Regions from separate parts of the Homo sapiens genome. Here region 1 is linked to region 2. Evidence: chromatin contacts called from ENCODE Hi-C or POLR2A ChIA-PET data. All regions are on one chromosome and are shown on one strand. The core of a region is the stretch at or near the end of the contact, and the rest is flanking DNA. Distances in the headings are between cores, read along the strand shown. Region 1 holds the start of HADHA (hydroxyacyl-CoA dehydrogenase trifunctional multienzyme complex subunit alpha). Region 2 holds the start of EFR3B (EFR3 homolog B).

Evidence for each region. A loop is a pair of places that touch in the nucleus more often than their neighbours do. ChIA-PET counts read pairs that join two places held with the same protein, here RNA polymerase II (POLR2A). Pooled maps may share reads with other maps.
Region 1: a loop to region 2 is called in a pooled map, with 7 times the contacts of the local background. The contact joins the promoter of HADHA here to the promoter of EFR3B in region 2. A Hi-C loop is called at or near these places in 1 of 37 single-sample maps with no recorded cell type and 4 of 50 pooled maps. POLR2A ChIA-PET finds 5 or more read pairs at or near these places in 1 of 52 experiments (activated T-cell).

What each region holds. Positions count from the first base shown.
Region 1 is chr2:26,243,336-26,247,060 of GRCh38, forward strand. HADHA (hydroxyacyl-CoA dehydrogenase trifunctional multienzyme complex subunit alpha) reads right to left here and starts at 1,297. Exons shown (of 20, transcript NM_000182.5): 1 at 1,195-1,297. The coding sequence starts at 1,261. It overlaps HADHB (hydroxyacyl-CoA dehydrogenase trifunctional multienzyme complex subunit beta), which reads left to right and starts at 1,604. Exons shown (of 16, transcript NM_000183.3): 1 at 1,604-1,655. RefSeq lists enhancers at 1,139-1,819, 1,674-1,773, 2,632-3,359.
Region 2 is chr2:25,040,624-25,043,917 of GRCh38, forward strand. It overlaps EFR3B (EFR3 homolog B), which reads left to right and starts at 1,453. Exons shown (of 23, transcript NM_014971.2): 1 at 1,453-1,696. The coding sequence starts at 1,690. RefSeq lists enhancers at 461-1,410, 1,411-2,359 and silencers at 1,317-1,936, 2,067-2,146, 2,257-2,386, 2,717-2,846.

The sequences.
Region 1 (3,725 bases), core at 47-2,546, 1.2 Mb after region 2:
CTGTAAGGAAACATAACCGAAGGCTAACCGTAGGTAAGCATATGAGTAGTAAGACAATGGGTGATTCGTTTTTTTTTCATCTCTTTCCTCAATCCTTACAGCATTTCAATGTTCTATAATGTGCTTATGTTATAATTGGCAAATACATGCTACAGTTTTGTGGAGACTAAAAACAGCTGTTGAAAAAAGGGAGCAGAAAAATATTCAATCATTAAAAAAATCCCCTTACAGTAAGGGATTTCAGCTACTTGTCTAAAAAAAGCATACTACTTCAGCGGTTCCGGAAGAGGGAAGAGAGGTAATTCATATTACAAATTAAATTAAAAGTTAAAATTTCTAGTTAAGTAACTTATTAAGCACAACATGCAATAAAACGTTGTCCACTTTTGACTTTACAGATTTGGGATGGAAAGAAAATGCAACGTTTCCTACAACCACCCACTTTAACCCTTTCACTGCCAGTTTGAAAAGGAAAAACACTAGCTAATACAGGCTGACTGGGAATCATCAGATTACAAATCGTTCTCAGAACGATCTAACATTTTATTGCTTAAGGTAGAGGTATTAGCGTATTTTTAAAGTGTGTCTTCCAGTAAGTTGCAGAACTTCCCGCTGAAATTCAAAATACTATACGTTCACACTGACATTACTGAAACTGCAAGAGTTGAGCTCCCTACTTGATTGGGGTAGTAAGCACAAAAATGGTTTTGAGGGAACGGAGCAGGGAGGGGCAGTGATCTGCAAGGCTGATTAATCCCATACAAGACAGCGCTTGTTGCGGGGTAAGGTGCTGTTTTTAAGACAGCTCTTGTTGCGGGGCAAGGTGCTGTGGAGCCACAAAGATGCGACAGAATGGATCCCGATTCTCCTGGAACTCCGGATCAAGAAAATATGAGGGGCGTGAGCCCAGAAGTGCGACGCAAGAGACCCGCGGAAAGGTGACAGAACGAGTGGCACCAGACTCAGAAAGTTGGGGAGTTAGGAAGCCTGAAATCGCCGCAGGAGTCGTGAGAGGGGAAGTGACAGTCTCTTCAGAAGGTCACGGGAAACCGGGTCCCAGGGCAGTATCCCCACAGAGGGCTGCGTCTCCGGGCTGGGGCAGGCGGCAGCGAAAGGGAGACGCGGCTCCGGGGCCACCCCAGTCCCGGCAGGAGTTCTGCCCGGAGGTCTGGGATGCCCTCGGCCAGGCCTCACCTCGGGAGCGGAGGATCCTGAAGGCAGAAAAGCGGCTGAGGATGCCAATCGCCCGGCAGGCCACCATCTTGAGCTGAAGAGGACAGCAGTGGAGAGCGCCTCTAACGGGTGCGGCCGAGCGGAGGACTTTTCTCCCGTAGCCTGGCAGCCAGGCGCCTGGAGCACTGCCTGACTAAAACCCAGATGCCGAGTGGCCGCCGGCCCCTTAGCCCTGCCCCTCGCTCCTGGCTAACATGGCCGAAAGGTCGTATTCTCCGGGGGAGGACGGGGGCCCGGAGAGGAGGGGGTGGAGTGCCTGGTTTTCCAGTCAGGCGGCCGGAGGGCAGCCCTCAAGAACGGCCCTGACCGCCCGCGGGGTGAGGGGCCCTTTCTGGGCAGGACCCGCCCCTTGGTCCCGCAGAGCCTTGGTACTTGGACCTGAACCTTGCTCCGAGAGGGAGTCCTCGCGGACGTCAGCCAAGGTGAGACGGCGAGCCCTCAGCTCTCCGCCCGGGCTTTCCCAAAGGCGAGATTCCACTTCCTTCCCCGCAACTGTCGCCGGTGCCCCCGGCCCCCTCCCCTCCCTGGGAAAGTGGGAGTTGAGGGAGCGGAAGGAAACTCCTCGGACAAGGTCGGCAGTGCTAGCTGCAGTTAGGACAGTGACTTGGACTAGCGTTCCAGCTGAAGTTCGGGACAGTAGTGTCACCTGCGCCCTAATTTATCATCACAAGTTAACGAAGTCTGGGGGTGTGGGGGTGTGTGTGTGTGTGTGGGTGTGTGTGGGCGTGTGTGGGCGTCGGCCTTAATGTAACCCTGGTCTGCGTAGAAGTGTGTGTTGTTTCGCCTGCTTCCCCTGTACCCAGGTCGGCGGCTATAGAGATTGTGGACGGCGCCATGGGTTTGCCCGATTTCTGCTGTAAAGAATAAGACTAGGTCAGGTGACCTTTCGGGGCTTGAGTGTGGGAGGAACGGAGACAATCCTCCATCCGGCTCCGTTATCCAGATAATCCTGCGCTCTCGGGGGTTTTCCGATCTGGATGATTATCTATCTGGTCGTTCACACCTCAGCTCACTTAAGCGGTGAAGAAACTGCCTACGAATCAGAGAGAGTGATTTTACCCATGGCCATATGTAGTAGAAATAAGACTGGAGCCTAAGTCTACTAACTCCTAGTGAAGAGTTCTTCATTGCATGGTAGCTGTTTTTGTGCTGGAATGATGGGCTGGAGTCCTGGAATAAAGTGATTGATTTCAAAAGGAAGTCACATTGAGAGCCTGCTGTGCTCTGGTCACCTTCATACCTTTTTGTTTAGTCCTCACATTCCCCAAATTATTATCATTTGCATTTTCTAGATGAAGTTTGGGAAGCTCAGAATATATACATTTTCTAGTCTGTGACAGACCTAGCATTCAGACATAAGTCTGAGTCTCACTACTCGCCAGACTGACAGCTCTGCAGGACAGGAAACAAGGGGCATCGAAGTTAAGACTGAAATGAGTATAGAGACAGAGTAGAGAGGTTTCTGTTTAAAGCTCAAGTTGCATAGTGAGTGCTCATCATGTGAGCACTTTAAGCAGAAACTGGATGACCTGACCACTTCTGAATAAATTGCAAAAAGGATTCTTGATAATCTTACAAGGTTTTTACAGTTCAGAGCCTGCCTCCTGCCCATGTAATGCTTTCTTCAACACCTAACTGCGTGTAACACTTATTATTTAGGTCAGAAGTGGTAAATTTTGTTGTTGTTGTTAAAGGTCCAGACAGTAAATAGTTCAGGATTTGCAGGATCACTTTGGTCTCTGTTATATATTGTTTCTTTTGTTTTGTTTTGTTTACAACTTTTTTTTTTTTTTGAGACAGTTTTGCTCTTGTTGTCCAGGCTGGAGTGCAGTGGCGCGATCTTGGCTCACTGCAGCCTCCTCCCGGGTTCAAGTGATTCTCCTGCCTCAGGCTCCCGAGTAGCTGGGATTACAAGCGCACACCACCACGCCGGGCTAATTTTTTGTATTTTTAGTAGAGACGGGGTTTCACCATGTTAGCCAGCCTGGTCCCGAACTCCTGACCTTAGGTGATTCGCCCACCTCTGCCCCCCAAAGTGCTGGGATTACAAGTGTGAGCCACCACGCCCGACCTTACAACTCTTTAAAAATGTGAAAAACTATTTTTAGCTAGAGGCCCGTGTGTTGTAGTTTGCCAATCCCTGATTTAGATCACTCATTTGGCTCCATTTTTTTGCTCCCTGTGCTTTCTCTACAAAACTAAGCTCCATCAGGGCAGAAATGTTATAATGTTTCTTTGATCCCTAAGCACTTTAGTCCAATGGTTTATATAGAGGGAAACAGTACATTTGTATCACCATCTCTACTGGTAATAGCAAACACAGGTATACCCCTAACTGTGTATCAAGCACTGTTTTAAGTGGTGTGTGCACGTGGGTGTGCGTGCGTGTGTGTGTGTGCGCGTGCGCGTCCTATGTGGTTAAGTAACTGGCTTAAAGTCATACAGCTAGGGTGAATCAGGATTTGGACATAGTCTGGCTTTAGTTCTCTTAA
Region 2 (3,294 bases), core at 203-2,702:
TGAGCCATGAAGGAAGGAAAAAATATACATGAGTGCCCACTGTGTCATTTCATGTAGATTTTATTCCAGTTTCCCAACAGTCCTGCAGGAAGCTGGGGTTGAGAGAGTAGATCATTGGCCTACAGACACACAGCCCAGCCTAACAACATAAATTAACCTCTCAACGTTAAATGAAGTAAAATGAAGTTCAGTTCTTAAGTATCTTTAAGTTCCTTTCCTCTCTAACTTCTACTAGTAGAATATTTCTACCAGTAGAAAAAAACAAAAGAAAACCCAAACAACTCTCAACCATGGGCCAAGAGAAACTAAGAAATCGATATTGAAAGGCCAGGAGGGGCAGGAGAAGTGGCTCAGGCCTGTAATCTCAGCACTTTGGGAGGCCGAGGCGGGCGGATCACTTGAGGTCAGGAGTTCCAGACCAGCCTGGCCAACATGGTGAAATCCCTTCTCTACCAAAAAATACAAAAATTAGCCGGGCGTGGTGGCACGCACCTGTAGTCCCAGCTACTCTGGAGGCTGAGGTGGAAGAATCGCTTGAACCCAGGAGGCGGAGTTTGCAGGGAGCCGAGATAGTGCCACTGTACTCCACCCTGGGCGAGAGTGAGACTCCATGTCAAAAAAAAAAAAAAAAAAAAAAAAAAAAAAAAAAAAGACGGGAACGTGTGCAATGTAAAGAAGGCTGGATGAGAAGCCCAGGGAAGTCCTGAGCTAGCTTAGGAGAGATCTTCAGGTGTGGGCGTAGGCATGAGCCGCTGCCTCTCTGTGCCTGTTCCTCATAGGGTCACGGCAGGTGCAGAGCTGGAATTCAAGTCGGCGCTGGGGCTCAGCTGGAGAGGATCCTGGCGGCAAAGCTTGCGAATTACACATATAAATCAGGGAGAGGAAAAGCAAGCGGACTTCCTGCAGCCCTTGGGGGTTGGGAGTGGGGTGCGTTTCCTGCGTCCCTGACCCGGGAAGGACGCTGTTTGGTGGTAGCAAGCACCTAGCCAGAGAGTGGCTGGGCACCTAGCCAGAGAGTAGCTGGTAGGGCGCAGCTGAGGGCTGGAGGGCTTCATCAGAGAACGGCGCTCAGCTAAGGTACCTAGCCAGGAGAGGGTGGAAGTCATTCCCCAATTCCCATCCTTGCGCCCCCCGGCTTAGCCCACGCAGCCTGGACAGAACTGGAGGAGGGGTGCACCTGCAGCTCTCAGCGCCCCGGCTGACCTCGAGGACCCCAGGTTAGGGAGAGCTTCCGAGCGCTCCGACAGGAGCAGGGAGTTGGGGTGGGTAGCTCCGCAGGTGCACGCTGCGGCCCTTAGGGCGACAGCCTCGGAAAAGGCGCATCTCCGGCTGTGGGTTTCTCGGGGGCGGGGCGCAGGGGCGGGGCGGGGCGAGGGGCTCGCAGAGGCCTCGGGTTGGCCGAGCCGGGAGGGAGGAGCATTAGTATTAGCATAGCCCCCGCCCCCTGCGCGCAGCAGTGCCCAGCAACCCGAGCGGAGGCGGCCGCTGCAGCCCGGCGCTGAATGGGCTGGCGGCGCCCGGCTCCGTCCTGCCCGCGGCCGGCCCCCGCGTCTGCTCCCTCCCCGCCCGGGCCCCTGTCGGCCGCCGCCAGTCCCCGCCCCGACTGTGAATGAAAGGCGGGCGCCGCCGAGGGCTGGCTGGGAACGCCGCAGCGACGCCGGCCTCTCGAGAGGCGCGCGCCCCGCCGAGATGTACGGTAAGGAGGGCTCCGCGCCCGGGCCCGGGCCCGCGGGGGCGACTCCGCAAACTTCCCCGGCGCGGACCATTGTCCCCCTGCACGGCCCTGGCGCGGGGCCAGGCCGCTGACCTGGTGCCCGGCGGGGCTGTTGCGGTCGCTCTGTGCGCGCGCGTCTGCGCTGCGAGGACAAAGATGCCTCGGGCCGGGGACCCTGGGGTCCTCTCCAGGCCCGGCGCGTGCCGGTGCTGGGCGGTGGTCCTTCGGGGGGCGGAGGCTCAGGGGAAAGCGGGTCTCCCGGAGCCGAGCAGACCGGGAGTGCTGGAGGAGGTGGTCGTGTGGCAGCATTTGCGGAATTAACAAAAGCGGTTTGTGCCTGGGAGTTTTCTGTGGGAAGCCGGTCCAGGGCTGAGGGAGACGCCCGCGGCCGGTCGTCTGCGCGGCTCGGAGAAGGCGGGAGGCGGCGCCGGCGGCGCAGAGGCCCGGGGAGCAGCCAGTGGCCGAGTCTCGTCTCGCCCGCCTGAATGGACTCGGCCTCTGCCTGCCCCTGCCGCCCCGCGGGATCCAGGTTCACCAACTTCCAGATTTTCCCTCCGCAGTGATGAAGGGAGGAGACGCTGCTGAGAGGGTGCAGCACAGCCCTGACCTCTCCCCGCCTCCACCGCCATCCCCTCAACTGCCGTGCAACAGTTAGCCAGACCCTCACGATGCACGGCTCTGCTTGATCATTTGCTAGGACTCCCTCTGGTTTTGCAGGCAGTGTGGGTGAAGAAGAGAGAGCGCGTTGGGTCCCACATTGCAGCTCTGATGAATGGAGCACTGGAGACCTAGACCAGTCTAGGAATGGACTGCATTCCTGAGCCTGCAGCCCACCAAGGGCTGTGCGTGTGTGTGTGATCCCGGTAGACATAAGTCCATGAAAACCCAGGTCTCTGGCAGCTCTTCTAGTGCCAGCAAAATAATTGGAGCTGTGCTCACCTCCCACCCCCACTGCAAGGTAGGGGCTCAGGCTGCACTTGAGGGGTCAGTGTTTGGAGAAGAGTGCGTTCCCAATTTAACCCATCACTGAGGCTGCTCGGCTGCTCAGCTGCCTCGCTCCGCGAACAGACTGTGAGTCACAAAGTTTGTTAGAGGCAGAGGAAGCTGAGAGCCTGGTGGAAAGGCTCAGCAATTGGTGGGCCCCCCTACTGAGAGAGAGAGAGAGACTGACTCAACTTTTTCATCGGTCTCCTTCCCTGCCCAGTTGCTCAGAAATACGTTTGCATTTCTGATCCAGGGTGAGACATCAGCAGGTCCCCTCAGCAAGTACCATTTCTCTTGGACCAAGTGGGAGGAGGGGGAGGTTGGCCTGAGAGGCTGTGCTGCTGACCACTGGGGACTCTGGGGAAAGGTAAAAAGGCGGTTATGCTTTATAAGCCAGAGGTTGTGATATGTATGTATATATATAGGAGTATGTGTGTATTTTTTTACTCTCTCTGTTTTCCCCCTCTTCTTTTCTGCAGAGGTAGCAGCCTGAAGCTGCAGATCATTTGACAAAAGCATGTGACTGCAGGGGCACCTGCAGTGGGGAAGGAGTTAGGACAGGCTCATCAGAATGGGTCAGAATTAGGAACTGGGTT